Linked DNA regions of Homo sapiens: region 2 is linked to region 1. A link is an interaction called in ENCODE POLR2A ChIA-PET data of the cell type or tissue named here. Cell type or tissue: Panc1. All regions are shown on one strand. Links, peaks and the distances in the headings refer to the core of each region. The heading gives the core; the rest is flanking DNA.

Region 1 (7,767 bases), core at 2,736-7,735:
GAGCCTGGACATGCCGGGAACCTCCTTGCTCAGGCAAAAGGGTAGCAGCTGAAACGTGGATGCCCGGAAGGTCTTGCTTAGGCAAATTGGAAACATGTAGACCCTGGCCATCCGGGCTGCCTCCCTGCTTTGACAAAGGTATGGCAGCTTGAACCCAGACAGCAGGACCCAGGGGGACAGACTCCTGGGCACATGTCAGTGGGAAGGCCAGCTCACATACCAGCACGTGTCCAAAGGCAGGCAGGAGCCCTGAATGCGAAAAGAGGATCGAGTCAGGACCACTACTCCAGCGGGGACCACCTCTGCCAACCACGTACCCGGACCTCACCTGGCTCTGCCTGCTCCTGGGGCAGACAGGGGGATGGCTGGGGTTGGGCCAGAACCCGAGGCCGGCGGCGCGGGGCATTGGCTGATGCCCGAGTCTCCGCCCGCTGCATCTGCTGGATCCGCTCGCTGTAAAGCCGGGCCAGCTCTCGCACTCGGGACGCCGTCCTTTCTGAACTCGGGGCTCCTGCCTTCCCGCTCCCGCTGTCTCCACCCAGATCCGAATCCTCCAGGATCAGCAGTGGCTCTGGGAAGCCTGGCCGGGCCAGCTGTCCCTGTTCCAATGCCTGCCAGGCGCTCCGGATTTCTGAGCAAGAGCGGAATGCCAGCTCATCTGGGAATCCCTGATGTTGGGTGACATCCTGGGGCTGGAAGTCTGTGAATGATACCCCTTCTTCATCCTCCTCTGGCCCTGCCTTGCCTCCTGAAGGCGGCTCTCCCAGTTTCCCAGGATTGCTCCCAGAAAACAGTTCTCTCCTGGTGGCTGGAGCCTCAGCTGGTTCCTGCAGAGGCCCTTGGAGCCAGGAGTCACAGGAGAGGGTGGGAGTGCTAGACAGACTGGGGGTGTTGGGGACACTAGGTATGGCTGGAAGGCAGGGCATCTCAAAAACATCGGAAATGTCAGAGAGACTAGGAAGGCGAGAACCTTCGGGAATTTCACAGCGGCTGGGAATTTCAGGAAGGTTGGGCACGTCAGGAATTTTGGTAAGGCAGGGAATGCTGGGCATTTCAGCTGCAATGGAACTTTCGAGCCCTTCCAGGACGTGGAGTGGGGAAGGCCCCCGTTCATCCATCTCCAGCCCTTCCTCTTCCTCCTCCTCCTCTTCTGAAGAGTCCCGGCTGGGCAGGGCTTGGAATGTGAGGGTTTCGCTGTCGCCAGGCACCTGGGAGTCTCCGGGGAACTTGGGAATGTCATGGGTGGACGGCTATAGTGGGCACAGGAGAACAAGCCAAACATATCAGCATGGTAGCTGGGTGTGGTGGCTCACGCCTGTAATCCCAGCACTTTGGGAGGCTGAAGTGGGCGGGTCACTTGAGGTTACGAGTTCGAGACCAGCCTGGCCAACATAGTGAAACCCTGTCTCTACTAAAAATACAAAAAAAAAAAAAAAATTAGCCGGGTGTGTTGGCGGGTGCCTGTAGTCCCAGCTACTCAGGAGGCTGAGGCAGGAGAATCGCTTGAACCTGGGAGGCAGAGCTTGCAGTGAGCCGAGATGGCGCCACTGCACTCCAGCCTCGGCAACAGAGCAAGACTCCATCTCAAATAAAAAAAAAATAAAGGTATCAGCATGGGCTGGCCTATCTGGTCCCTGGTCTGTGTGCCCACACCCAGAGGCCCAAGGACACCATGATGGGACAGCCAGCTCACCCCTGGATCTCGAAGGCCTCGCTGATTCAGCAGTTCCAGGATTTCTTCAGTGATTGAGGTCCCAGAGGGGTCCAGTGTTGGGGGTCCAGCATCCTCCAGGTCCTCAGGGGGTGCAGAGCCTGAAACTGGTGGCTGAGATTCTGGAGGGTAGAGTTCCCCTTCGCTGCCAGCGTGCTGTGAGGAGGGAAAGCAATGGAAGGCAAGAGCCAAGACTCCTCCCTCACATAGAGGACCCCAAGTCCCAATCCCCTTCTTTTGCGTTTGTTTGTTTTGAGATGGAGTCTCGCTCTGTCGCCCAGCCTGCAGTGCAATGGCGCCATCTCTGCTCACTGCAATCTCCGCCTCCCGGGTTCAAGCGATTCTGCTGCCTCAGCCTCCTGAGTAGCTGGGATTACAGGCGCCTGCCACAATGTCCAGCTAATTTTTGTATTTTTAGTAGAGTCGGGGTTTCTCCTTGTTGGCCAGCCTGGTCTCAAATTCCTGATCTCAGATGATCCACCTACCTCGGCCTCCCAAAGTGCTGGGATTACAGGTGAGCCACCGTACCTGGCTCAATTTTTAAATTTTTTTATTTTTCTCTTAAAATTTTTATTTATTTATTTGAGACAGGGTCTCACTGTGACCCATGCTGGAGTGCAGTGGTGTGTCCCAGCTCATTTTGCAACCTCTGCCTCCCAGGCTCAAGCAATCCTCCCACCTCAGTCTCCTGAGTAGCTGGGACTATGGGCATGCACTAGTGTGCCTGGCTAATTTTTTTGTACTTTTTGTAGAGATGGGGTTTTGCCATGTTGCCCAGACTGGTCTCAAACTCCTGGGCTCGAGCAATCCTCCTGCCTTGACCTCCCAAAATACTGAGATTACAGGCATGAGTTACTCTGTCTGGCCCCAATCCCCTTCTCATTCAGACCCAGGATTTTGGAACTCAAGCTCCCTTCTCCATCAGACCCAGAAGTCAAGGTGCCCAGACCCTATCTCGAGATATCTCTTACCTTGAATCCAGGCTTAGCTAAGGATGGAGAGATGAGAGAGAGAGAAGCATTAGTGAGATGTAAGGGAAAAAGAGTGATTCCCCCATAACTGATGAGCTGAAGCAACCACCCCTCCCCAACCCGCCCCAGACATCCCACCGGGCGACAGACAGGGATGGACCAGGCTGAACCGGGGCAGTCACTGACCGTTCTGTGGGAACATGACATAAGGGTCCTTCACCGGCTCTGCGGGGAGGACACAGTGATGTCAGGAGCCCAGCTCCCACCCCGATGCCTGGATCACCCTTAGGGGTGAGTGCTCACCAGACTGCCTGCGGCCTCGGCGAATCACAGAGGGCCCAGGAGATGGAGCTGTGGGAGGGAGGGCCAGAGCCCTGTGTGAGCCCAGCTCCCGGGTCCTAGGGAAGTGGGGCTGAGGGCTGGGACTCAGGGATCCACCGCCTTTACCTGTGTTCCTTCGCCCAGGGGTAAAACTTCTAGCATCTCGAGGTCGAGGAGACCCAAGTGGGGGTGTCAGGGGCTCTAGGACAGGCTTACTTTTGGGGGCACCTGTGGGGAGAGTTTTGGGGCTAAAAGCCAACTTTTTCTTGGAAGTAATTCGTCTACTTCCACACCCTCCCAGCCCAAGGCCCCAACTCACAATGCAGGCTGTTTTCAAGGAGAACTTGCTTTGCCTGAAAGACAGGAGGATGAGGGCTGAGGTGGGTCGATCTTGGAGTACCACAGAGAGGATACTTTAAGCACCGTAGTCATGCCCATTAATGGGTGCTGTTTTTGTTTTTAGATCTTGCTCTATACGCCAGGTTGGAGTACAGTGGTGCAATCATAGCTCACTCCAGCCTCTACTTCTGGGATCAAGCGATCTTCCCACCTCACCCTCCTGAGTAGCTGGGATTTCATATGTGCACCATCACATCCAGCTAATTTTTTTTTTTTTTTGAGACGGAGATTTTGCTCTTGTTGCCGAGGTTGGAGTGCAAAGGCGCGATTTCGGCTCACTGCACCCTCTGCCTCCTGGGTTCAAGCGATTCTCCTGCCTCAGCCTCTTGAGTTGCTGGGATTACAGGTGCCCGCTACCACACCCGGTAATTTTTGTGTTTTTAGTAGAGACGGGGTTTCACCATGTTGACCAGGCTGGTCTTGAACTCCTAACCTCAGGTGATCCACCCGCCTTGGCCTCCCGAAGTGCTGGGATTACAGGCGTGAACCACCACGTCCAGCCCAGCTATTTTATTTTTATTTTTTTGAGACGGAGTTTCGCTCTTCTTGCCCAGGCTGGAGTGCAATGGCATGATCTCGGCTCACCGCAAGTTCCGCCTCCCAGGTACAAGTGATTCTCCTGCCTCAGCCTCCCTAGTAGCTGGGATTACAGGCATGCGCCACCATGCCCAGCTAATTTTTCTTTTTCTTTTTTTTTTTTGAGACAGAGGCTCACTCTGTTGCCCAGTCTGGAGAGCGCAGTGACGCAACCTAGGCTCACTGCAAGCTCTTGCCTCCTGGGTTCACGCCATTCTCCTGCCTCAGCCTCCCGAGTAGCTGGGACTACGGGCACCTGCCACCACGCCTGGCTAATTTTTTGTATTTTTGGTAGAGATGGGGTTTCACCATGTTAGCCAGGATGGTCTCGATCTCCGGACCTCGTGATCCGCCCGCCTCGGCCTCCCAAAGTGCTGGGATTACAGGCATGAGCCACCGCGCCCGGCCTAATTTTGTATTTTTTAGTAGAGATGGGGTTTCTCCATGTCGGTCAGGCTGCTCTTGAACTCCTGACCTCAGGTGATCCGCCCGCCTTGGTCTCCCAAAGTGTTGGGATTACAGGTGTGAGCCACCGTGCCTGGCCAGCCCCAGCTAATTAAAAAATGTTTTTTAGAGACAGGGTCTCACTATGTTGCCCAAGCTGGTATCGAACTCCCGGGCTTAAATGATCCTCCCACATCACCCCCTCGAAGTGCTGGGATTATAGGCATGAGCCACCACAGCCAGCTGATGGGTGCTTCTATTGGTCAAGCCCATGACGTGGCTGGTGACCATTACTCATCACCACAACCCTAGGATGAAGGCGCTTTCATTCCTCTAGGTGAGGAAGTTAAGGCTCAGAGAGGTTAAGTTACTTGCCCAAGGTCACAAAGCAGGGACATGGTAGAGCTAAGATTCAAACCCAAGTAGCGGAATTCTGCACTTTTAGCAATCACATTATAACAGACTGCTCTGGCATTGGGCAGGGGCGTCTCTTAGTACTATTGGGGGAGGGTGTCTCCAGCACTCAGAGGGCCCCCGGCTGCGGCAGGAGCTGTACCTTGGCAGGGATGGAGGCAGGGTGGTTCTCAAAGAAGAGGCGCTGGAGACAGTGAATCCACAGCCTCTTCTCTTCTTGGTTCTTGGCCTAGGAGTGGGTTGGAGTAGAGTCAGGGGGCCAGGTGTGAGGTCTCGAGGCTGGGGGATCCCTGCCAGCCTGATCCCACTACATGCTCACCTGGAGCAGGTGTCTGTGCTTGGGAATGGTCAGATCAGACACCTTGAACCCTAGAGGGTCTCGGGGACTCTCGCTCACGCTCAGGTTGCAGCACTGGAAGGAAAGAGAGGGGTAGCAAGCTCAGAGTCCTTGGGCTCAGTGATGCCCCTTGTACGGAGACACCCTTGGAGGTGTATCTGGGTCCTCCTCCCTAGGAAGATGCATCCCATAAGGCTGTATGGTGGGTTTCCTCTCCCTTTTTTTTTTTTGAGACAGAGTCTTGCTCTGTCACCCAGGCTGGAGTGCAGTGGCATGATCTTGGCTTATTGCAACCTCCGCCTCCTGGGTTCAAGTAATTCTCCTGCCTCAGCCTCCCCAGTAGCTGGGATTACAGGCACTTGCCACCACGTCCAGCTAATTTTTGTATTTTTAGTAGAGACGGGGTTTCACCACGTTGGCTAGGCTGGTCTCGAACTCCTGACCTCAAGTGATCCGCCCGCCTTGACCTCCCAAAGTGCTCGGATTACAGGAATGAGCCACCACGCCCAGCCTTCTCCTTTTTTTTCTTAAGTGGGGCAGCTCTCATTCTATACACTAGAAAGAAAGCTTCCCTTGGCTTCCATTCTCTAACTCAAGAAAATGTGGCAGGGTCCCCTGGCCCACACTGCCGGGCACACAGATACAGGTATATGGGATATACTTTGTAGGTAGTATTCTAGCCCCACCCCATCCCCAAACTCACGAAGATGTGGCCTTTGTAGGTGTACTCCAGCCCCCTGCGCTTGGCCACCAGCAGCATCCGAGAGAACAGGAAGAGCAGCCGCTCACCCCCTCGTAGCCGGGGGCCACCCCCTCCGCCTCCTCGGAACGCGCCCTCCAACACCAGTTCCCCAAAAGCACTGAGCTCTGGTCCGGTCCAGCCACCCAGCCGCCGCTGCACTTCCTGCCGGGACCCCGCCAGGTGCGCCGGGGCGCAGAGACAAGCATGGGTAGGTGGCACACACATACACACCAAAACAGGGGGTTAGCAACAGGGCCATGCTGTCCCAGCCAACCCTCCAAGGCTACCTCTGAGGCACTGATTTCCCCCCACCCGCCCCAAGGCCCCCTCGCTCACTCCCTCATCCAGCAAGCCCCAGCCCACCCTGGGGCCACCTGGAGGCGCGCTGCATGCTCCTGCTTGCGCTTCATGTCGTTGATGTACCAGGCAACCGCTGTCATGGACACAATAGCTTCCTCCACCATCTCGCGACCCCCAGTGCCTGGGCCCTCCGCCCAGTGCTTCCCTAGTTCCTGTCAGGCAGCCACCAGGCACGCAGGGATGGGGAGAGAAACAGAGAAGGAGAAAGAGAATGAGAATAACAGGAGATGGAGAAATATAAAGATAGGGGCAGAGGCCAGGCGCAGTGGCTCATGTCTGTAATCCCAGCACTTTGGGAGGCTGAGGTGGGCAAATCACCTGAGGCCAGGAGTTCGAGACTAGCCCGGCCAACGTAGTGAAACCCCGTCCCTATTAAAAATACAAAAATTAGCTGGGCATGGTGGTGTGCGCCTGTAATCCTAGCTACTCAGGAGGCTGAGCAAGGAGAATCACTTGAACCCAGGAGGTGGAGGTTGCAGTGAGCCAAGATCGCACCACTGTACTCCAGCCTCATCGACAAGAGTGAAACTCCACCTCAAAGGGAAAAAAAAAAGCTAGGGCTGTGCGCGGTGGCTCACGCCTGTAATCCCAGCACTTTGGGAGGCCTTGCCCAACTCGTGGGGGGTCCATCCTCCAGATGAACCAACAGGTGGTCAAGGGACAGGACCTCCCCCTCCCCAGCCTGGCTCCAGGGGCCCCAGCTGACCTGCAGCAGCAGATGGTACTTGAGAATGCGCTGGACAGGTTTCAGCAGGAAGCTCTGCAGGGGCAGCGAGTGGCGAAGCTGGGCCTGGCGCTCCTGCAGCCACAGGGCTGCTGGCGGAGACAACGACAGCTCCCGGAGCAGGGCCAGGGAGCTGGGGGCACAGCACAGGTCAGTGGGGATTGTCAGTTCCAGTGGGCGGGGTCAAGAGGGGTTAGGGAGGGGCCAGGGTTTGGGAAGGGTCAGGGTCTGACAGGGGGCGGGGCAGTGAGGGAGAGGTCAGTTACTGTCACAGCCTGGCAGGGGTCGGTGCTGGATGGGTCGGGGGTAGAGGGAGGGTGACGGGTGACTGGCACATCAGCTTGTGGGCACAGCCTGAGGCCCAGCAGGGGCTCCTGCCCCTCACCTCGGGTAGTTCATGCAGTACAATGTGTAGATGTCAAAATCCTCGCTCTGCGGGTGACATGGGAGTCAGGGAGACCCCAGGTCCTGGCTTCCCACGACCCCCCTTCCAGCCTAGCCCAAGCCTGCTCTCCCCCCTCTACAAAGGCCCCATCCAGGACCGAGAGCCCCCCACCCCTCCACTCACCCTCTGCACGAAGCACTCGGCAATACCCCCGGCGCTGCTGCTGTTCTCCAAGTCCTCCAGGAGCTCGCTACAGGGGAGAGGGGAGGGTGAGGAACCGCCTGCCTTCACGACCCCTCCATGGGAGGCCTCCAGGAGGCTGAGGCCCCAATGGTCTGCTGGGGCTGGGGGCTTGCTGACTGCCAGCATCTCCTAAGGGGATG
Region 2 (7,767 bases), core at 1,269-6,268, 590 kb before region 1:
TTAAGAATAAAAAGTTGCTCAGGATTATTAGGCATTAGGAAAATGAAAATTAAAACCACAGTGAGATACCATTACTCACCTATTAGCAAAGCTAAAATTTAAAAGACTGACCATACCAAAGTGCTAACAAGAATGTCGAAGAACTGGAATTTTCATAAACTTCTGCTGGGAAAGTAAAAAGATACAACCACTTTCTTCTTCTTTTTTTTTTTTTTTCAGACATTATCTTGGTCTGTCACCCAGGCTGGAGTGCAGTGGCACAATCTCGGCTCACTGCAACCTCTGCCTCCAGGGTTCAAGTGATTCTCCTGCCTCAGCCTCCCAAGTAGCTGGGATTACAGATGCCTGTCACTATGCCTGGCTAATTTTTGTATTTTTAGTAAAGATGAAGTTTCACCTTGTTGGCCAGGCTGGTCTTGAACTCCTGACCTCCAGTGATCCACCTGTCTCGGCCTCCCAAAGTGCTGGGATTACAGGCATAAGCCACTGCTACTGGCTGATACAACCACTTTCAAACACAGTGTGGCAGTTTCTTAAAAAATAGACATATATTTATCATATGATCTACCCATTCTACCCCAGACAGTTACCCAAGATAAATGAAAGCATAAGTCTATACCAAGAATTTTACATGAAAGTTTCCAGTAGCTTTATCTGTAATAGCCAAACACTGGAAATAACTCAATGTCCATCCTTATACATAAATGGATAAGTAAATTGTGGTACATCCATACAATGGAATACTACTCAACAATGAAAAGAAATGAAGTACTGATACATATAGCAACATGGATGAATCTCAAAATAATTTTGCTGAGTGAATGAAGCTAAATTTTAAAAATCACCATATTTTTAAAAAAGGAAGAAAAAAATCACCATATAATTCCATTATACAAAATTCTAGAAAATGAAAACTAAGTTATAGTGACAGAGAGATGATCAGTGCTTACCTGGGCAGTGGGTAGAGAGGGACATGAGGGAGGGATTTCTTTTGGAGGTGATGGATATGTTTATTATTTTGATTTTGAAATGGTTTCACAATATACAGGGCAACTTAGCAAATTTTATACTTTAAATGTGTGCAGTTTATTGTATGCTAATTATATGTCAATAAAACTGTTTTAAAATGTTATAAAAATTGACACTTAAAATGAGTACATTTTATACTATATAAATTATACCTCAATAAATATGATTAAGAAAATACACTTGTCCTATGACCCAGAAATTCCACTTCCATATATTCCCAAGAAAAATGAAAACCCAAGAGAAATGAAAACATCTGAACACAAAAACAATTGTACAAGAATGTTCACATCAGGTGGCATAATTTACTTTGGGAATAAACACAGATGGTTCTTCATCTCAGAACCTTTGCACTTGCAGCTTTTTCTGCTTGTAATGTTCTTCCTCAATACTCACATGGCCTGAGACCTTACTTTATGTCTCTGGTTCAAATATCATCACCTCAAAATGGCCTTTTCCTGATCTTATCTAAATTAGCCCTACTAACTCCCCAACACTCTAGCTCCTTACTCTACTTAACTTTCTTCACAACACATATGAAAACTTGATTATTATCTGTTTACGTATTGACAACATGTTTCCCTTACTATAATATCAACATCTCTGTGACAAGAGTGTCTATCAGTAGTGCCTAAACTCTAGCACAGTGCCTGGCTTAGGTTAGGTAAATGGGAAATATTTGATGAATAAAACTTGGACAATGGAGAAATGAATATAAATCAAAATGTTAAAGGAGGCCTGGAAACACACGTAAAATGGTCATCAATGGGGAAGAAAGAAAGCAGCCCCACTTTGAAAGAGGAGAGAAATACGAGAGAAGAGAAACAAGGAGTATGGCAAATTGGGTAAAGTTCCTTTGGTAGCTAATGTAGAGAGAATCTGAATGCTTCCCAGGTATCAGTCCTTTTTCCACAGGCCTCAGGCCTTTGAAGGGAGCTTTCCAAACAACTCAGTGCTGTGCCTCCTCCCTGACATCATGGGTCATAACTTGTGATAGCACCCTCCCGCCTAATTTGCTGTCACTCACCTGTGAACCAATTCCTTGTCCCTTCCCTCATTACTATCCAGGGCTCTTTCTCTTGCTCCAATAAAGTAATCACATCTGGCTTAGGAATGGTATATCCTGCTCATGAGAAAAGAAATGACACATGTTATAGAAAAAAACAAAAACAACCATAACCTTGAAATGACAATTCAGACTTGGTTACATTTGTAAGAAACTGCAGGTGAAAATGGTACTAGACAATGCCATGACAGTAAAGAAGAAAAAGGCCATCTAAGAATATTCACGTTAACATGGACTCACAATTACAGGACTAAAGAGACAAGGTGAGAGAGCGAAAAGGTCTGCTTTGCTGTTAACGGCAGTATAGAAAGGGGACCAGTGAGCACACCCTCTGGAGCCCTATGGCCTGGGTTCAAATCTTCTGCCACCTACCAGCTGTGTGACCTTCAAAGTTACCCTGCACATATTCACTTTTATCAAATGCAAAATGGGGCTGATATTACCGACTTCTTAGGGCTGTGGTGAGAATTAAATGAATTAATATATGCAAAGGCATATAATATGCCCAGTATATAGTATTATTTTGTTGTTGGTACTATTTTCCTAGGAGAAATATACTAAGTTTCCTAAAATATTTCCAGGTTCTTCCTCAGATATTCCTTCAACAGAAAATGTCAATTCACAGACTTTAACTTTCAACCGCAAAGCAGGTTAAGGAGAATATGTCTCCTTTAGGATGGGGTGTGTTGGCTTGAGTTTTAAATGACTATTGTTAACTCAATCCACCACTGTATAATCCATGGAGGTTCTTTTGATAATCAAGGAAAACTAGAATTCTGAGACTAGCTGTTGTCTTGTAGGAAGGTCAGATATTAACACAGAACAGCTATAGGAATTCTGAGTATATGCATTATATGAAATCTGATGTCACACAACTCAAACCTGGAAATTATTTAGAAAAGCAAGCAATGACAGGAAAAGTCAGAGGGAGGAGTGAATGTCACTGAGGGTCAGAAAGGTGAAGTTGCTTAACACAGGTGCCCATTTCCACCCCAACACTGCTGAAACTATGACTTTAGAAATAGGGGTGTCAGTCAGCCTCTTAAAACAGAGTTCTAAAGTTTGACAGTGGAGAAAGCTGATACTCCAGAAAACAGATTGTAAACGATTTCGAAAGATACCTTACCCAGTGAGACCAGGTTGCTGTAGTTCTCCAACATCACATCCTTGTACAAGTCCCTCTGCACAGCGTCCAGGCACTCCCACTCCTCTTGGGAGAGGTCTATGGACACATCCCTAAATGCCAAAGATACCTGAAATGACAAGCCTATGTATTAAAAAAAAATTAAATGTATTTTCAAGATGGAAAACTGCTTTGCAGGAAAGAAGCAACATAGTAAGCAAATAAACTGGGGCTCAAGCCTGCAATGTGTGTAAAAGAATAAAGAAATTAATATTTCTGAAATAAAGTGTTCATACGCTTTTAAAGAATATTGTTGATGCAAATTAAGTGAAATAGCATAAATAAGCACATTGCCCATTATGTGCCTGCAGTTAAAGTTCTGAATAAATGCAAGTTCCATCATCCTCTCTTCCCTTCAAAAAATTTTTGGAAAAAGAATTTTTTCACCAAAAAGTACTCTAAAATCTCTCTTAGAAAACAGGATTTGACTGACATTACGTGATTTCGTTAAAACTCTGGTTCATCATGATGCAAAATAACCTCATAAGAAAAGTCTTCAGTTAGTATATTTATTGGCTAGCTAATAATATCATCCATCTTAAAGATACAGCAGACTAATTCTTCTTTTATTCTTAGGCATTTAGGTTGGCCAAAATGTTTAAGGTCTTCCCCAGTTCTGTTTCCACCCATCATTAGGGATCAGAGCCTATTTCCAGCCATCATTAGGGATTGGAGGATCTTCCTACCTGCTACCCCTGCCATACCTCAGGAATACTTGCTTTGTTCCTAAGCCAGAGGATGCTGACGTATCCACAATGACACTGATGTCACTGGAGACCAGCACAACCTCCTCAACCACAAAATTGACTTTTGTTTTCTTATTCATCCCTTGGAAATTCCCTGGCTAGATGCCTGAAACTACCATATGCAGGCCCCAATCATACTCCAGCCTAGTCCTCTAAGCCTCTCAATGCATGGGATCTGACCTCTGCCTCTGAGGCTGACATGGAAGACAATGTTTGAGCACAGATAAGAGAAAACAGGAGCAAATGAGGAAGACACTAGGCTATTTGGCACTATCCTTCACTGTAACTAGGGAGTAACTAGGGAGCAGGTTCCACAACAGGGTTGTCTTAGGAAGGAAGTCTCAAGATAACGAGACTTCAATGATCACATGAATTTAAAAACACAGTATTTCAAGGAAGAAAAACACAAACTTACATTGGCCATGGTTTTAGAACCACAAGAACTTGTCAGTTCTCCTTGAGTTTCCTCCATGGAGAAGCACAGAATCCAGAGAAACCGGGGCTGGGGGGAAGAACAAGTGACTCTGAGACCAGATGTGTGTCAAAACTCCTAAAATGACTTAAGTTAATAAGATCCTGTTATGCCATCATTTCTACTTCCAACCCCACCATTCTGCGCATATAAACTGGGGAAGATATCTCAATATCAAGGCTGGGGTGGTGTAAATTCATGCCCACGGTTGCCAGGTGATGACAACAAAAGTAGCTATTTTTAGGATCTTCTGCATGATGGGTCCTTTATCATATTAACATTTAACCATGCAATGCATTTATCTCCATCCAACAGATGAGGTAATGAGGGCTTAAAATAATGTAACTTGCCCAAATTCACAGTTAGTAAGAGGCAGAGCTGTGTTCTGAATCCACATTTCTCTAATTATAAAGCAAACTATCTTTTTTTTTTTTTTGGAGACAGGGTCTTGCTCTCAACTCTGGCTTTTGCCTCTGAAGCCCAGAATGTTTTCAAATGAAACTTAAGCATGAGCAATTCACTAAAAATAGCAGCATATCATCCACCGAACTTATTAAATTTCAATACAATGAAGCAGATCCTAATTAAGGAAATACCAGTTGACAATTATTAGAATGGCAGACTTAAAAGATTAATAATATGCCAGATGAGCAACATCACAGGGAAATGAATACTGTGTAAATGCTACAGATTTGTAGGACCTTAAAACATGGCATGTAGAAGGATGTGAGAGACTTTTACCATCCAAACCTAATTTTGGGACTCTACCCAAAGCAAATGATGTGTATTAAGATGCATGCAGGTTAGGCCGGGCGCGGTGGCTCACACCTGTAATCCTAGCACTTTGAGAGACCAAGGCGGGCAGATCATTTGAGGTCAGGAGTTCGAAACCAGCCTGGCCAACATGGTGAAACCATCTCTACTAAAAATACAAAAAAAATTAGCTAGGCATGGTGGCACATGCCTGTAATCCCAGCTGCTTAGGAGCCTAAGGCAGGAGAATCGCTTGAACCCGGGAGGCAGAGGTTGCAGTGAGCTGAAATCGCGCCACTGCACTCCAACCTGGGCGACAGAGCAAGACTCTGTCTCAAAAAAAAAAAAAAAAAAAAAAAAAAAGATGCATGCAGGTTAGGGGTGCAAAAGGCTTACTGGAAAAAGCAAAAATAAAAAAGATGCATGCAGGGAGGTAGAATTCAGCATTCTGAGTCCAGCAATAGCTGACTGGTTAGATAAGTTACAGATCATCTATGAAACAGAATATTAAGTAGATATTAAATACTATACTAAATTGGAGAAAATATTTAAAGGATTTGGGAAATATCCAAGATATGTTCTAAATTAAAAAATAAGGTTAAAACCCAGAATGTACAATATAATTACATTTGTGAAAACATACACACACACACACATACATAAAGAAAGAACGAAGGACAGGCAGAAACTGAGAGAGAGAAAAAAGTTTAAAAATGTATATATCTATATGTCAGCACTGCCAAGCTGCATGACATTACTTGATATATTTTTAAAGTATAATCTGTAACTTTAAAAATTAATTTAGGCTGGGCACGGTGGCTCACGCCTGTAATCCTAGCACGCTGGGAGGCCGAGGTGGCTGGATCACCTGAGGTTAGGAGTGCGAGACCAGCCTGGCGAACATGGCAAAACCCCATCTCCACTAAAAAATACAAAAATTAGCTGGGTGTGGTGGCACATGCCTGTAATCCCAGCTACTTGGGAGGCTGAGGAAGGAGAATCACTTGAACCCAGGAGGTGGAGGTTGCAGTGAGCCGAGACTGTGCCACTGTAGTCCAGCCTGTGCGACGGGAGTGAGACTCATCTCAAAAAAATAAAATAAAAATTTAAAATATACACACCGGCATACATATGTACTTATTTTTCATTTTGATAAGAGAAAGCCTTTCCTTTGTTGAACGATCTTCTCTTCAACTTGAAGGAAAAGCTTAAGATAATCTAAAAACAGCTGATATATATATATATTAATATAGTTATATATATAATATATATTTATATATTAATATAGTTATATATATATTTATATATTATATATAAATACATATAAATATATTTATATATTTATATATATATATTTTTTTGAGATAGAGTCTCACTCTGTCACCCAGGCTGGAGTGTAATGACACAATCTCAGCTCACTGTAGACTCCGCCTCCTAGGTTCAAGTGATTCTCCTGCCTCAGGCTCCCGAGTCGCTGGGATTACAGGCGCCCACCACTGCGCCCGGCTAATTTTGGTATTTTTAGTAGAGACAGGGTTTCGCCATGTTGGCCAGGCTGGTTTCGAACTCCTGACCTCAGGTGATCTGCCCTCTTCAGCCTCCCAAAGTGCTGGTATTGCAGGCATGAGCCACTGTGCCTGGCCAACAGCTGTTATATTTTTACTGAATGTCTTTTTTCCCTTTAGCTCATAACATTGGAAGCAATTCTTTTGATTTTTCACATATGTCCATGTATGCTAATATATTGCAATGTCTTATACATATGAATGCTGGTCACAGTGAAGTGGCTTTTCATGTACTCCTGACAAACGTATTGACAGTTTGTGCTCTGAAATTTTCCTTTCAGCCACAATATCCTCCAAACTGCTGCTGAATAATCTTGTCCCATTAGCCTCACTTTGAATCTAACAATAAAAACTTTGTTTTTGAATCTAACAATAAAAACCCATTAGCCTCACTTTGAATCATTACAATAAAAACTTAAGGTATGAAATTGTGCTGTTCAATACAAATATGGTTATTTAAATCAAATTTTAAGCTGGGCACGGTGGCTCACGCCTGTAATCCCAGCACTTTGGGAGGCCGAGGCAGGCAGATCACGAGGTCAGTAGATCAAGATCATCCTGGCTAACAACGTGAAACCCCGTCTCTACTAAAAATACAAAAAAAATTAGCCAGGCGTGGTGGCAGGCGCCTGTAGTCCCAGCTACTCGGGAGGCTGAGGTAGGAGAATGGTGTGAACCTGGGAGGCAGAGCTTGCAGTGAGCCGAGATTGCACCACTGCACTCCAGCCTGGGCGACAGAGCGAGACTCTGTCTCAAAAAAAAAAAAAAAAAAAAGTTAAATCAAATTTTAAATAAAATTAAAAGTTCAGGCCGGGCACGGCGGCTCACGCCTGCAATCCCAGGACTTTGGGAGGCCAAGGTGGGCGGATCTTTTGAGGTCAGGAGTTTGAGACCAGCCTGGCCAATATAGTGAACCCCTGTCTCTACTAAAAATACAAAAATTAGCTGGGCATGGT

Evidence for each region. Peaks named below come from ENCODE experiments on the same cell type or tissue, not always from the same donor. Only the 100,000 strongest peaks of a DNase experiment are listed, where the experiment ranks them.
Region 2: POLR2A ChIA-PET joins it to region 1 with 5 read pairs; 3 of 35 experiments call an interaction of 5 or more read pairs at or near these places.

Annotation. Positions count from the first base shown.
Region 1 is chr19:39,416,215-39,423,981 of GRCh38, reverse strand. PLEKHG2 (pleckstrin homology and RhoGEF domain containing G2) reads right to left here. Exons shown (of 19, transcript NM_022835.3): 5 at 7,568-7,634; 6 at 7,385-7,431; 7 at 6,982-7,132; 8 at 6,290-6,427; 9 at 5,877-6,077; 10 at 5,156-5,248; 11 at 4,979-5,065; 12 at 3,323-3,356; 13 at 3,130-3,231; 14 at 2,986-3,033; 15 at 2,869-2,907; 16 at 2,683-2,699; 17 at 1,694-1,867; 18 at 329-1,250; 1 more. Among named protein-coding and RNA genes, the nearest start is that of PLEKHG2, 7.4 kb to the right of the region's middle. In Panc1, for the core only: no CTCF peak of the experiment used is centred there; a DNase peak (open chromatin) is centred at 4,743; H3K4me3 peaks cover 93 bases; H3K27ac peaks cover 744 bases.
Region 2 is chr19:40,002,852-40,010,618 of GRCh38, reverse strand. It overlaps ZNF546 (zinc finger protein 546), which reads right to left. Exons shown (of 7, transcript NM_178544.5): 4 at 4,437-4,523; 5 at 3,219-3,345; 6 at 2,054-2,149. Among named protein-coding and RNA genes, the nearest start is that of ZNF546, 9.7 kb to the right of the region's middle. In Panc1, for the core only: no CTCF peak of the experiment used is centred there; a DNase peak (open chromatin) is centred at 4,098.